Linked DNA regions of Homo sapiens: regions 1, 2, 3 and 4 are each linked to region 5. The links are chromatin contacts, found by Hi-C or POLR2A ChIA-PET in ENCODE. All regions are on one chromosome and are shown on one strand. The core of a region is the stretch at or near the end of the contact, and the rest is flanking DNA. Distances in the headings are between cores, read along the strand shown. Region 1 holds the start of FUBP3 (far upstream element binding protein 3). Region 2 holds the start of EXOSC2 (exosome component 2). Region 3 has its middle 12 kb from the start of LINC02975. Region 4 holds the start of IER5L (immediate early response 5 like). Region 5 holds the start of TOR1A (torsin family 1 member A).

Region 1 (2,700 bases), core at 50-2,549, 760 kb before region 5:
CAATTCATCAGATAAAATTTTAGGTGGAACCACAGGTTTGGAAAGTTCTGGGATCCAATATAATGTCTATAGGAGCATCAATATATAACATGAAAAGTCAGTTATCAGGGAAACAGGTAGGGTTCCCTCCCCTGGAATACTGGAAAGAGATGTAAAGACCATATCTTCAAGCGCCCGAGTGAAGACCTTCTTCTAATACAATGACTCCTGTGGCTTTCTGTTAGGAATCAAGCAGTAATTAGTTATAGCCCAACTTTTAAAGTATCAGTGCGCTTACAATTACATAAGAAGAGAGGAGGACATAAGACACTTAACCGAGGAAGCTGAAGTGTTAGGGCTGACTTGTAAGTAAGTTTTAGATACAAATGAAGAACACGTTCTGTTCTAAGTACCATGCCAGAAGCCAGTAAGTATTTTTGGCAGGTCCCATATTCACTCTCTGGGGAAGCCTGGAGCCTTCTAAAACCCAGTTAATTTAACTTTGATTAAATGCACGACATTGTCAGACAGTAAAGTTTCAATGTCGGAATGAGGCCATATCATTCTCCCCAGTAGAGGCAAGCTTGCCATGAGAAATTTCTACATCTTGGGGACCACCCCCACACATGTAACACCTCCCTCTCTCACCTCTCCAAAGAGCACCCTCACATATAAGATGCCCTCGAGTTCCTTCTACTCAACAGAAAGTCTAAAGACGATGTTCCCCAAGTTTTAACAAGCTACTGGGCGTCAGACAGCTGCTTTATGTCTACACCCAGATCCTCCCCGTGGGCTTCCCGGACCCCTCCCCTCGCGAGGTTCAGAACCCCGCGCTAGCTACACTGTGGGTCCAGGCTGGCCGCTGGGGCACGATGGGGCCAGACGCTCTAAGCAAACCCTTTCCCAGCGACTTCAGGCACCTGGGAGACCCGCCCGACAGGCCGGGCCTGGGCCTCGCAGTGGCGCCTTATCCCCCCGGCTCCTCCCGGCTGTAGGAACTCCACGGAACGGCCCGGCCCGGCTGAGACGTCGGTTCAGGCTGCCTCCCGCCCCCCAGGCCCGAACCCCTCTTCCCCGCCCGCCAGGCCCCGCCTCGGGATCTCGTGCTCCTGCCAGCCGGCTGCGCCCGTACCTGCCGGACCCGGTGCAGGGCATCCACGAAGCCCTCGGCCTTCATCCCCACAGGAGCGCTCTGCCCCTGCACCAGCTCCGCCATTACCGCCCCCGCCGCCGTCGCCGCCGCCGCCGACGCCGCCGACGCCGCCGCTCGGCTCCCCGGTCCGGCCTCCCGCTCCGCTTGGGGACCCGTAGCCGGAAAAGGAAAGTCGCCCTACTTCCGGCGGAAGGGAAAGCCGGGACGCTCGCAGCTGGAGGAGTCGCGTCTGCGGGGCGGGGTCAGGGCACGTGACCTTCGACCGATCGGAAGTGGGGGCGGGACGGCAGCGCCGGGGTGGGCTCAGATCGCCAGGCAGCCGTGGGTCTCCAGGGTCCGGTCGCGACCCTTCCCTTCCCGGGCGGGATTTGGTCCAGGACCGTCGATGGCGTCTTGACAGGTCCCCGAGGCTTGGATGTGGTCCCGAGGTGTCCGCTGTCGGCCGTTTGGAATCTCAGAGGGACTGACGTGGCTCTCCCAAGACGGCACCCCGAACAGTCGTGGTTCATCAAAAGCCTGGTCCTGGGTAGCCCCTCCCTGAAATGGCTGTTGGTTGGGAATTTGGGGGCTGAGCGCTTTGAAAGGGCATTGGGACAGCATCACAGAATGTCAGTGTCCCACATTTGCGAGGAGTCCCGGGCCCCAGTTCTTACACTGCAGTTTGCATGAGGATGGGCCACCGCCACTTCCGCCTGGGGTTGTCTGGTGATGCCCCCAGGAGAGACGCGCCCACTGAAAAGCCAGCGTGGTGTCCTCTTACACGGTCCTTAACAAACTCTGGGACTCTGGGGGTGCAGGAAATACCACAGGACCGTCATTACTCCCATACCGGCTGAGTCACAACTGTATTGCAGGAGGCTTCTTGGAACGCCTATGTAACTTTAATGGAAGTGACCAGGTACAGATCTTCTACAGCAAGGAAGGAATCTTAGTGCTAGAATTCAGTTGAGCCTTTGAGTTGGCTCTTCTTATAAGTGAGCAAACAAGTAACAAGGTTTAGGGGGCGCCCATTTTTGTGTTAGCACGATTGCCCTCGTGTTTAATATTTCCCAAGCCCTATTATGATAAGGAGTTGGACTTAATGAAGAACCATGTTGTCAAACATCTTATGCCCATCTTGAAGTTGTGAAGGAGGATGAGCACCAAGAAAAGGAAATAAATAAAATCCAATACGGGCCGGGTGCGGTAGCTCACGCCTGTAATCTTAGCAGTTTGGGAGGCCAAGGCAGGCAGAACTCTTGAGCCCAGAAATTCAAGACCAGCCTAGGCAGCATAGTGAGACCCCGTCTCTACAAAAAATATAATTAGCTGGGCGTGGTGGCAAACACCTGTAGTCCCAGCTACTTGGGAGGCTGGAGTGGGAGGATCACCTGAGCCCTGGAGGTCAAGGCTGCAGTGAGCTATGATCACGCCACTGCAGTACAGCGTGGGTGACAGAGCAAGACCCTTTCTTGGGGAAAAAAGTCCCATATAACTTTCCTTGATGACCCCACCCTCACCCCTCACTGTGTCATTATGCCAAGAGAGCTTTGGGCATTCTAAAGAAGTATGAGGAATACTTGACCAAT
Region 2 (2,700 bases), core at 1-2,500, 870 kb before region 5:
TCTTAAGATTTCCTAGGGGCCAGGCATGGTGGCTCATGCCTGTAATCCCAGCACTTTGGGAGGCCGAGGCGGGCAGATCACACTTGAGGTCAGGGGATCGAGACCAGCCTGGCCAACACAGTGAAACCCTGTCTCTACTAAAAAAAAAAAAAACCAAAAATTAGCTAGGCATGGTGGCGTGCACCTGTAATCCCAGCTACTCAGGAGGCTGAGGCAGGAGAATCACTTGAACCCAGGAGGCAGAGGTTGCAGTGAGCCGAGATCGCACGACTGATCTAAGACAGACTCCGTCTCAAAAAAGAAAAAAAAATTTCCTGGTATCCACTAACCTTAAACTAACAGGTTAAAGGGCAATGCTATGAATGCTGTGCCCCTTGTACATATACAAGTAAAAAAATAATAATAATAAAGGTTGAAACACTAGTGTTATCTATGATGATATAATGGCTGGTTTTACTTCTTTTCTTACATAATTGTCTCATTTAATCCTCATTACCGTATCATACTGTTATTATCACTATCTTACAGATGAGGAAACTGACCGTGGAGAGGCAATGCCGCTAATAAGATGTGATGGTAGCAGGACCGGAACCCCAACTGTCTGACTCAAGAGCCTTCCCTCTTAACCACAATACACTGCACTACACCCCTTAGATTCAAAATGTGTATAAATGGGTGCATGCAGCACAATGTAACTGTTTGCCCTAAGATCGAACAATTACGGATTCTAAACTGAAGAGGAGGCAGCCAAGAACGCCCACCGTCCCCTCAGAGAGCTGAAAACTGGAAAAGAGCCTGCACCTAACCCTCCCCAGCTTTCCAGGTCTCCCACAAGGAAGGATCAAAGATTTGGACTTCAGGCAGAAGACCCAAAAGTCACAGCCACCGGAGGTCAGGAGTGGAGGGTTTCAGGGAGCTGAGACAAATGCAGACGGGGACACACAAGATGCAGGGAGCAAGAAGCACGAGGCTCGGAAGCGAGGTGTGTAGGATGCTCAGACGAAGTGCCCTGGGTCCCGCGGGGAGTTACACACACAGGGATACGAGGCCTGGACCACGTGCAGAGAGCCCTGAAGCCGCTCTCTGAAGCCTCGACTCCCCCAAGTCCCCACGTACCGCATGAATCCTGTGTCCGTAGTGATTGTATCCCCCGGCACCACTAGATGTTTCTTAGTGTCGCGGCCCAGTCTCTCGCTAAGAGGCTTGCGAGCCACTGGAAGCCTCATCTCCATCGCCATCTTGGCGCCAATGAGTTGCGCAGGCGCAGCTCAGTCGGGAGCTGCGATATCCGACTCCACAACTCCAGGCCGCGTTCGGAGGGGCGGGGAAGGGCGGGGACTCAGAGCAGCTGCCAATGAGAACTCACGGCCTAGAGGCCATGTTTACAATTGGCAACAATAAGGCGAACCCGAAGGGAAGGGAGCCGAGCTGCCATGTCTACTATTGGCAAGGAAGCACCCGTGGAATAATAAAATCTCACGTTGTGTGGCGTGTGACTTTTTACCAAAACTGTCTTGTACTCATCATCCCATTTATTGTTTACCAGGGTTAGAGATAATTGAGAAACGGACCTCTGAGTTTCTGTCCAATTCTAAGCTGCTGAAATCCGATATTTTGTAAGAGAGAGCTCAGGAGGATGGAGAGATGGGATCTACAGAAAACACTATTTGAACAGAAAGAAGAGCCCCTTTCCACACGGTTCCCAGTAGCGCCAGGATTCTACATTGCGGCCGCCCCGTGGGTGCTGGCTCAACATCATCATCTATAACCCCAAACCGGGCTCCAGATACTTCTCACTTGGTTCTGTCCTTTCATAAGGACTCCTTTGAACAAGCTAATTTACTCCAATATTTCTTTTGGAAACAAGTTAAAAATCGTCTAAGAAAACAGGTCAAACCTTGCAAGCCAGGTATATTTGGTAGGGAAGGGAAGAGCACACACAATGCGAAGATCTTGGCTTGCATTTAGTTACACAGCGAGTTGAGCGCTCTCTGTGTGCCAGGCGCTGTTCTAAGGACTCAGCGGGGAACAGACGGATGTCTCTGTGGGTTTTTCTGCGGCTCCGTTTTAATAGGAGGGTACCCCTCGCCCCTTCTCCCCGTCCCCCACTACCCTCTCCCTCTCCTTGCCCTGCATTCACAAGAAACTAATTGGGGATGGTAACTCCCCATGCACAGGGACTCTAAAGACGATTAAATGAAATCATTGGCATCAGCTGTGGTCAGTAAAGCCGGTAAACCAAGTCCGCCTCCTGAAGAAAGATCCATCGAGCCAATTGTTTTATAAATCTCCAAAGCGACAGCATTTCTTCCACTTAAGCAAGTCTCACGACCACACTTAAGAAAGCCAGCCCTGCCAGGCAGTCGATGACATGAATGCTAGTGCCCCGAGGCCCTGGGTAAGCGGGCTGCCAGACCCTCGCCCTCTGCCGTGCCTGGAGGAAGGCACTAGAGCCCAGCCCCTCGGTCCAGTCCTGCCGCGGCCATAAGAGGGCGATGGTGTCCTCTGAGCTCGCGTAGCCCGGCAGCCGGGGAGCCAGGCCCAGCGAGCGGCCCTAGGCGGAGCGAGAGTGTAGGCCTGACACCATCCAAGTTCTTCCCGGGAGGGAGAGACGTCGCCTTTACCCCGCGCATTCTCACAGCGTTCACAAGGTTGGCATTGTGGATACCAGTTTATGGAGGAGGAAATCGAGGCCCCAAA
Region 3 (2,700 bases), core at 86-2,585, 550 kb after region 5:
CAAAAAAAAAACAAGAAAAAAGGTCAAGGCAAATAGGGCTCAACATCAAAATCATTTCAACAGGCATAGAATTGTGGAAATGTTTCCTGCTGTGTCTCCCCTGTTGCTAATTCAGTACATTTTCTCTCTCCCCAGCATCTCCCTACCATAAAACTTAAACCATGAAGCGTTTGGTCCCATGAAGAGCCGTGTGGATACCATCTGCATCCCTGACTAGGGAAGAAGGGGACTGTGACAAAAGGAGAGTCCCTGCTAGACAGCAGCGGGGACTGGAAGCCCCTTTCAGGGCAGGAGGAGGGGAAGGGAGGCTGAAAGTCAGGCGTGAGGCGTCTGGGGGCAGTAGAAAGATTCAGATAGGTTTGGGGGATCCGAGGACATCAGAGCTGGTGCCTATGTCCCCAGGATGCATCCTAAGGGGTCTGCGAGGCTCACCTTAGGCCTGACATTGCACCCAGTGTGGCCAGGCTGCAGCAGATGGAAATGACTGAGGGTCCCCAGTCCCCAGGCAGAGGGGCTGAGGACAGTCTCACAGAGACCCCCAACCCCTGCAGCTGAGTGGAGGAAGCCCAGGAACTGAATGGGATGGTCTTATGGGTTGAAGTGTGTCCCCAAAAAAGATATGCTGCGGCCCTAACCCCCAGTACCTGTGAATGTGACCTTATTTGGAAATAAAGGTCCTTGCAGATATAATTAAGAAGAGGTCATTAGGTGGGGCCTAATCCAATATGAGTGGTGTTCTTAGAAGAAGAGGAAAATGCCATGTGACATTGGAGGCAGAGAGTGGAGAGATGCATTTGTAAGTCTGGGGCTAAAGCCGGAAAGGCAAGAAAGGACCTTCCCCTAGAGGTTTCAGAGGAGGCACGGCACTGCCCACACATTGATTTCAGACTTCTGGCCTCTGGGACTGTGAGAGAACACATTTCTGTGGTTTTCAACCACCGGGTTTGTGGGACTTTATTAGAGCAGCCACAGAAAAAAACAACATATGGGAAGAAGATTGACTGTGAATTGGAAGTTTTCAGGGCAAAGCGAAGTCCAGTCAGCCTCAGAGAACGTGGATGCGGTTCCCGGAGACCAGGGCAGACCAGACCCGCCCCTCCTGAGCAGGTCCAGTGATGGCAAGTAGGGCAAGAGACTCCTGTCCTGGCCCATGCAAGCTTCTCCACACAGCCAGACACCATCTTCAAAAGGAAACAGGAGGGAGACCCCCCCGAGTGCAGAGAAACCACCCTTACAAGGGATAGGGCTTTGAAAGGACCACATATTTTCCTGTAAGAGACGACTTTACAAAAAAAAAAAAAGAGAGACTTTCGGTTTTGTCACCCCTCCTCTCCCCACTGCCAAGACATCAGCAGGAAAGGGGGCACAGGGCAAAAGGAGATCAGATCTGGAAAATCCAGGCTTTTCACACAACTTAGCCCAAGAACGTACATTTCACCCCCTACACTCTTCTGTTTTTTTGTTTTGACACAGAGTCTCACTCTGTTACCCAGGCTGGAGTACAATGGTGCAATCTCAGCTCATTGCAACCTCTGCCTCCCAGGTTCAGGTGATTCTCCTGCCTCAGCCTCCCAAGCAGCTGGGATTACAGGCTCGCGCCATCAAGCCCAGCTAATTTTTGTATTTTTATTCGAGGCGGGGTTTCACCATATTGGCCAGGCTGGTCTCGAACTCCTGACCTCAAGTGATCCACCAACCTTGGCTTCCCAAAGTGCTGAGATTGCAGGCGTGAGCCATCGCGCCTGGCCCCCTACACTCATTTCTACTGATAGTTTCTGCAGAGTTAGGGCACCCTTTTAAGCACCGATACAGGAGAGGCTCAGGCAGGAAACCAAGGTAGGTTTCACAAGTGCATCTGCAGATGGGGCCACCCAGTTGATCACCAGGATGTTCACTGGAGCATGACATACAAACGCAAATGTCAGAAGCAACCTACATATCCACACGGGACTGGGTAAATAAATAATGATAACGGACTCTGTGCCACCATTAAAATTATGCTGTCAAAAGTGGTTTCATGATATGGGCCCAGCATGGTGGCTCATGGCTCTAATCCCAGCAATTTGGGAGGCTGAGGCAGTCGGAACACTTGAGGCCAAGAGTTCAAGACCAGCCTGGCCAACATGGTGAGACCCCATCTCTACTAAAAATACAAAAATTAGGCCAGGCGCAGTGGCTCATGCCTATAATCCCAGCAATTTGGGAGGCCGAGGTGGGCGGATCACCTGATGTTGGAAATTTGAGACCAACCTGACCAACATGGAGAAACCCTGTCTCTACTAAAAATACAAAATTAGCCAGGCGTGGTGGCGCATGCCTGTAATCCCAGCTACTCGGGAGGCTGAGGCAGGAGAATCACTTGAACCTGGGAGGCGGAGATTGCAGTGAGCCAAGATCGCGCCATTTGCACTGCAGCCTGGGCAACGAGAGCGAAACTCCATCTCAAAAATAAATAAATAAATACAAAAATTAGTTGGGCATGGTGGCAGGCGCCTGTAGTCCCAGCTACTTGGTAGGTGGAGGTGGGAGGATCACCTGAGCCAGGGAGGTGGAGGTTGCAGTGAGCCGAGATTGCACCACTGCACTTCAGCCTGAGCAATGGAGCAAGACTCTGTCTCAAAAAAAAAGTGATTTAATAATATGGTGAAAGGTTGTGATAAATGTTAAGTAATAGTAACAATAATAATAAATCAGCCTAAA
Region 4 (2,700 bases), core at 20-2,519, 650 kb after region 5:
CCAGAGCTGTCTGGGCAGCCCCCACCCCAGGCACCTTTGAAACCCCTGGGAGCAGCAACCAGCCCCCTTCAGGCCTCTTGGTCCAGATAGAGCGCCCCCAGGAATCAGCAATCCTGTCCCTCTCTTCTCCCACTGTCTCAGTCCCCAGCTGGGACCTGAAGGGTTCAGGATAAGAAGGAAAGCTGTGTCAACAGAAGTTAAGTCGGTGAGTCCCCGGGCCTTTGGTATTCACCTCCCGTCTCGAGCGCAGGGTCCTGTCCCAGCTCCTAGCTCCGCCCCCTGGGAACTGTGTGGTTCCCCAAGTCACTCCACTCCTCCGAGCCTCAGGCCCCTCCTCTACAAACGTTAGAGTGAGGCATTGGGGAGTTGCTGGGAAGGGCCTGCCCCATATTAGGCCCATAATAATAGTCCCTATTGTCATTATTATTAGTTAGGCACGAAAGGAAAGGTTACAGAGCTGGTGATTAGGGCACTCAGCGTTTCGGCTCCCAGGACGCTTTTGAGCCTCAGCTGGTCGCGAGGTCCACACACTCCCTGGGTCATGCCTGGCCTCGGAACTCTCTCCATCAGAGAAGGTCAAAATTCACGATGTTTTGGTTTTTCCTGTCAGACAAATGGGGAGGACTTCCCTTCCGCAAGCATTCCCAGAGGCCCCTCGACCAAAAAGTCAAGGAGTCAGGCCCTACATTCTCTGCGGTAGAGGGTACCCCCAAAACCTCGCTCCTTTGATGTTCCCCAGTGTCAAGCCGGCGGCTCCACCAGCCTCCTGTAGAGAGGCCTTGACTCCCGCGGGTCACTCGGGGGGGCGACAGGTGCGCAGGTGGAGGCGCCGCGCCGCTGGGGGAGCGATGAGCGGCGCGCACCTGCCGCAGGTGAGGCCCAGCCGTGCGGAAAGGGGAGGAGCCGTCGCCGCAGCACTCAGGTGAGCCGACCCCCGGCTCCCGGGACCTAAGGCGAGGGCAGCCGCGGGCTTCAACGTGGCCGCTGCCAGGCGACCTATGCTGCAGACTGCGGCCCCGGCGGCTCCGAGTCCCGCGCGGCGCGGCAGCCCCAGGAGAACATTCGAGGCAGCAGCGGCGTTGGAGGCCCGGGGTCCGTTCGGTATTTGAATAGCACAAAGGAACCGCCTTGGTCTGATTGGCCAGCCGAGTAGCCCCGGGGCGGGCTGCGCCTGTCACTCAGGAGACTCTCAGAGCTCCTATTGGCTCTTCTCATGTGGGGCGGGGCCCGGGCACCCGGCTAAATAGCTGGGGCCGGGGCCGGCCGAGACTCATTGCTTTGGCGCCGTCTGGGGAGCGCGAGCCCGCGGGTGGCGCGCGGCGCATGGTGGCGGCTCCTTTCGGAGCGCAGCCGAACCTCTGACCCGGACTCCGTTACCCCTGCCCGGCGCGCCCCGGCGGCCGGCTGGAGGCAGAAACAGCAGAAGCGTTAACAGCAGCAGCGGCGGCGGCTGCTCCGCCGCCGTCTCCGCGGGAGCATGGAGTGCGCCCTGGACGCCCAGAGCCTGATCAGCATCTCCCTGCGCAAGATCCACAGCTCCCGAACCCAGCGCGGCGGCATCAAGCTGCACAAGAACCTCCTGGTGTCCTACGTGCTCCGCAACGCGCGCCAGCTCTACCTGAGCGAGCGCTACGCCGAGCTCTACCGGCGCCAGCAGCAGCAGCAACAGCAGCAGCCGCCCCACCACCAGCACCAGCACCTAGCGTACGCGGCGCCGGGCATGCCGGCCAGCGCGGCCGACTTCGGCCCGCTCCAACTTGGCGGCGGCGGGGACGCGGAGGCGCGCGAGCCGGCCGCCCGGCACCAGCTGCACCAGCTCCACCAGCTCCACCAGCTGCACCTCCAGCAGCAGCTGCACCAGCACCAGCACCCGGCGCCCAGGGGCTGCGCGGCGGCGGCGGCGGCCGGAGCGCCCGCGGGCGGCGCGGGGGCGCTCTCGGAGCTGCCCGGGTGCGCCGCGCTCCAGCCGCCGCACGGCGCGCCCCACCGCGGGCAGCCCTTGGAGCCTCTGCAGCCGGGTCCTGCGCCGCTGCCGCTGCCGCTGCCGCCGCCCGCGCCCGCTGCGCTCTGCCCGCGGGACCCTCGCGCCCCGGCCGCCTGCTCCGCGCCCCCAGGGGCCGCCCCTCCGGCCGCCGCCGCTTCTCCGCCCGCCTCCCCGGCCCCCGCCTCCTCCCCCGGCTTCTACCGGGGCGCATACCCTACCCCTTCGGACTTCGGCTTGCACTGCAGCAGCCAGACCACCGTGCTGGACCTAGACACTCACGTGGTGACCACGGTGGAGAACGGCTACTTGCACCAGGACTGCTGCGCCTCCGCCCACTGCCCCTGCTGTGGCCAGGGCGCTCCGGGACCGGGCCTGGCGTCCGCCGCCGGCTGCAAGCGCAAGTATTACCCTGGCCAGGAGGAGGAGGAAGACGACGAGGAGGATGCGGGCGGGCTGGGGGCCGAGCCCCCCGGGGGCGCCCCGTTCGCCCCCTGCAAGCGCGCCCGCTTCGAGGACTTCTGCCCGGACTCGTCCCCGGACGCGTCCAACATCTCAAACTTGATCTCCATCTTTGGCTCCGGCTTCTCGGGGCTGGTGAGCCGACAGCCGGACTCCTCGGAGCAGCCGCCGCCGCTCAACGGGCAGCTGTGCGCCAAGCAGGCGCTCGCCAGCCTCGGCGCCTGGACTCGAGCCATTGTCGCCTTCTAGGGACCCCC
Region 5 (2,700 bases), core at 177-2,676:
CAAATAATTTCTGTAGATACTCTGCCCCCAAGGAGGTGGAGCAAAATCCCCGACTCCTTACGTGTGGGCTGTGCATGGGGACGTCCTTCCAAAGAGTACAGTAGAGAAAAGAGGGGTGGGGGGACCTGACAAACACTACTTCAGTCAAGTGATCAAGTCAGCACCAACAGTGGTAAGTAACGTTGAACAGTAAGAACCCTTCCTTGGTAGGATGTGATGAGCATAGCACTTTACCTCTGTGATCTTCCTTCCAAAACGCCATAACGCTTGTCTAATCCTGAGAAAAACATCAAATCCCAATAGAGGGCCAGCCCACCAAAGATTTGGCCAGTACTCCTCAAAACTATCAAGGTCATCAAAAATAAAAAGCTGAGGCCAGGCGCGGTGGCTCACGCCTGTAATCCCAGCACTTTGGGAGGCTGAGACGGGCAGATCATGAGGTCAGATCAAGACCATCCTGGCCAACATGGTGAAACCCCGTCTCTACCAAAAATACAAAAATTAGCCGGGCATGGTGGTGTGTGCCTGTAATCCCAGCTGCTCAGGAGGCTGAGACAGGAGAATCGCTTGAACCTGGGAGGCAGAGGTTGCAGTGAGCTGAGATCATGCCACTGCACTCCAGCTAAAATAAAAATAAAAGGCTGAGACACTGTCATTAACAGTAGTCTAAGACATGACAACGAAATATAATGTGGTATCCTGAATGGAAACCTGCAGCAGAAAAAGGCATTAAGTAAAAGGAAGGAAATCTGAATAAACTACACTTTAGTTAATATGACAACAGTGCATCGTTAATTTTAACAAATGTAGCACACTAATAATGTAAGATTTTAGTAATAGGGGAAATTGCAGGGATGGGTGGCACATGGGAACTCTCTACTATCTTCTCAATTTTTCTGTAAATCTGTTCTAAAAAATAACGTCCGTTATTATTATTATTATTATTATTATTATTTGCGGGGAGGGGACACAGTCTTGCTCTGTCTCCCAGGCTGGAGTGCAGTGGTGAGATCTCGGCTCACTGCAATCTCCGCCTCCTGGGTTCAAGCGATTCTCATGTGTCAGCCTCCCCAGTAGCTAGGGCTACAGGTGCCTACCACCACACCCGGCTAATTTTATATTTTTAGTAGAGACGTGGTTTCACCATGTTGGTCAGGCTGGTCTCGAACTCCTGACCTCAGGTGATCCGCCCGCCTCAGCCTCCCAAAGGGCTGGGATTACAGGCAGGAGCCACCATGCCTGGCAAAAATAACGTCCATAAACAAAAACACGTGGCCAACAGGGGCGGAGCAGAACCGAGTTTCCGGAAGCAAAACAGGGCTTTGTACCGAACAAAGATGGCGGCCGCCGGCGTCGGGAGGAGGGCTGCCCTGAAGAAAGATGGCCTCCGCGAGAGGAGGAACCGGAAGCGTGGGTCTGGCGGCTGCACCGGTTCGCGGTCGGCGCGAGAACAAGCAGGGTGGCGCGGGTCCGGGCATGAAGCTGGGCCGGGCCGTGCTGGGCCTGCTGCTGCTGGCGCCGTCCGTGGTGCAGGCGGTGGAGCCCATCAGCCTGGGACTGGCCCTGGCCGGCGTCCTCACCGGCTACATCTACCCGCGTCTCTACTGCCTCTTCGCCGAGTGCTGCGGGCAGAAGCGGAGCCTTAGCCGGGAGGGTAGGCTGGGGCGGGGGCTGGAGGCTGGGGCTGGGGCTGGGGCTGGGCGATGGCACTAGGGCTGAACTAGGACCAGGGCATGGAGAATGGAGGATGGAGGCCGGGGGATGGCACCAGGGCCGGGCTAGGACTAGGGCTGGAGCGGGGCCTGGGGGCTGGGGCTGGGCGATGGCACTAGGGCCGGGTTGGGGCTGGGGCTGGGGCTGGGGGATGGAGCGGGGCCCGGGGGCTGGGGGTGGGGCTGGGGGATCGCACTAGGGCTGGGTTAAGACCAGGGCGGTTGGCTGGGGCTAGGGGATTGAGGATGGTGGATGGAGGCTGGGGGATGGCAGTAGGGCCGGGCTAGGACTGGGGCTGGAGCGGAGTTTGGGGGCTGGGGCTCAGGAGCGGGGGCTGGGGCTGGGGCTGGGGCTGGGGGATGGCACTAGGGCCAGGCCGGGGTAGGGGTCACATCCCAGGAGGGCCGGGCCTGGGCAGAGCTGAGTCCGCGGGGGCCGGACCCCGGAAGCCAAGCGGCCGGCCTGCAGGATGAGGCCTGGCTCCTCGGCCATGACCACAGACGTGCCAGACTTAAGTCGGAGACCTGAGGAGCCAGGCTGCAGGTTGGCCTACTTTGCGCTAAGCTGGGGGTGGACCAGTGGTAACCTCCCTCCGAAGTGGGTTCTGCCTCCTTTCTAGCCTAGCGGGAGACAGGAAGGATGGTGAGGACTCTTCCGCAGCCGACCAGGAGGGACCAAACTGTTTCCTTTCCCGGCTCTGCCTTGGGGTGGGAGGAGCAGCACAGGGGTTAGGGGTGCAAACTGGTGGCAGTGGCAGTGGCACCAAGGGGCTTTTCGGGAAGGAGTCGGGCCAGGGCTTTAGAATAGGCAGGACCAGCAAAGGGAGGGCTCCCTGGACCGCCGTCCCCTCTGGGCCAGGAGCTTACAGACCGCAGTACTTGAGGTTTCGCAAGGTGCTTGGAGGGCGTCTAGACGGCTTTGCTGGCTTTCTTATGGGCTGTAAATGTGGCTACATTTTGCCGCTGTTTCTTCCCCACTCCTGATTGG

The links. A loop is a pair of places that touch in the nucleus more often than their neighbours do. ChIA-PET counts read pairs that join two places held with the same protein, here RNA polymerase II (POLR2A). Pooled maps may share reads with other maps.
Region 1: a loop to region 5 is called in a pooled map, with 7 times the contacts of the local background. The contact joins the promoter of FUBP3 here to the promoter of TOR1A in region 5. A Hi-C loop is called at or near these places in 2 of 37 single-sample maps with no recorded cell type and 10 of 50 pooled maps. POLR2A ChIA-PET finds 5 or more read pairs at or near these places in 1 of 52 experiments (T-cell).
Region 2: a pooled map shows a loop between it and region 5 (7-fold over the local background). The contact joins the promoter of EXOSC2 here to the promoter of TOR1A in region 5. A Hi-C loop is called at or near these places in 1 of 168 maps with a recorded cell type or tissue (gastrocnemius medialis), 2 of 37 single-sample maps with no recorded cell type and 10 of 50 pooled maps. POLR2A ChIA-PET finds 5 or more read pairs at or near these places in 1 of 52 experiments (GM12878).
Region 3: a loop to region 5 is called in a pooled map, with 4 times the contacts of the local background. The contact joins the enhancer-like site here to the promoter of TOR1A in region 5. A Hi-C loop is called at or near these places in 1 of 50 pooled maps. POLR2A ChIA-PET finds 5 or more read pairs at or near these places in 3 of 52 experiments (B cell, K562 and T-cell).
Region 4: a loop to region 5 is called in a pooled map, with 4 times the contacts of the local background. The contact joins the promoter of IER5L here to the promoter of TOR1A in region 5. A Hi-C loop is called at or near these places in 4 of 50 pooled maps.

What each region holds. Positions count from the first base shown.
Region 1 is chr9:130,578,176-130,580,875 of GRCh38, reverse strand. It overlaps FUBP3 (far upstream element binding protein 3), which reads right to left and starts at 1,299. Exons shown (of 19, transcript NM_003934.2): 1 at 1,112-1,299. The coding sequence starts at 1,195. It overlaps LOC100272217 (a long non-coding RNA gene), which reads left to right and starts at 1,382. Exons shown (of 1, transcript NR_027440.1): 1 at 1,382-2,700. It overlaps LOC124902286 (a long non-coding RNA gene), which reads right to left and starts at 1,036. Exons shown (of 2, transcript XR_007061818.1): 1 at 628-1,036; 2 at 1-217. RefSeq lists a silencer at 982-1,351.
Region 2 is chr9:130,692,330-130,695,029 of GRCh38, reverse strand. EXOSC2 (exosome component 2) reads right to left here and starts at 1,250. Exons shown (of 9, transcript NM_014285.7): 1 at 1,117-1,250. The coding sequence starts at 1,238. RefSeq lists an enhancer at 998-1,187.
Region 3 is chr9:129,269,518-129,272,217 of GRCh38, reverse strand. No RefSeq gene overlaps it. Among named protein-coding and RNA genes, the nearest start is that of LINC02975, 12 kb to the left of the region's middle. Within about 2 kb of position 1,335, at least 6 of the 41 ENCODE cell types and tissues checked have a DNase peak (open chromatin) inside an H3K27ac peak, as active enhancers do; they include B cell, where a contact is called at or near this core.
Region 4 is chr9:129,176,830-129,179,529 of GRCh38, reverse strand. IER5L (immediate early response 5 like) reads left to right here and starts at 1,269. Exons shown (of 1, transcript NM_203434.3): 1 at 1,269-2,700. The coding sequence starts at 1,478. The coding sequence ends at 2,692. RefSeq lists enhancers at 1-384, 385-1,308, 1,046-1,340 and silencers at 1,065-1,444, 1,675-2,014.
Region 5 is chr9:129,822,862-129,825,561 of GRCh38, reverse strand. It overlaps TOR1A (torsin family 1 member A), which reads left to right and starts at 1,426. Exons shown (of 5, transcript NM_000113.3): 1 at 1,426-1,654. The coding sequence starts at 1,477. RefSeq lists an enhancer at 1,232-1,541 and a silencer at 1,952-2,041.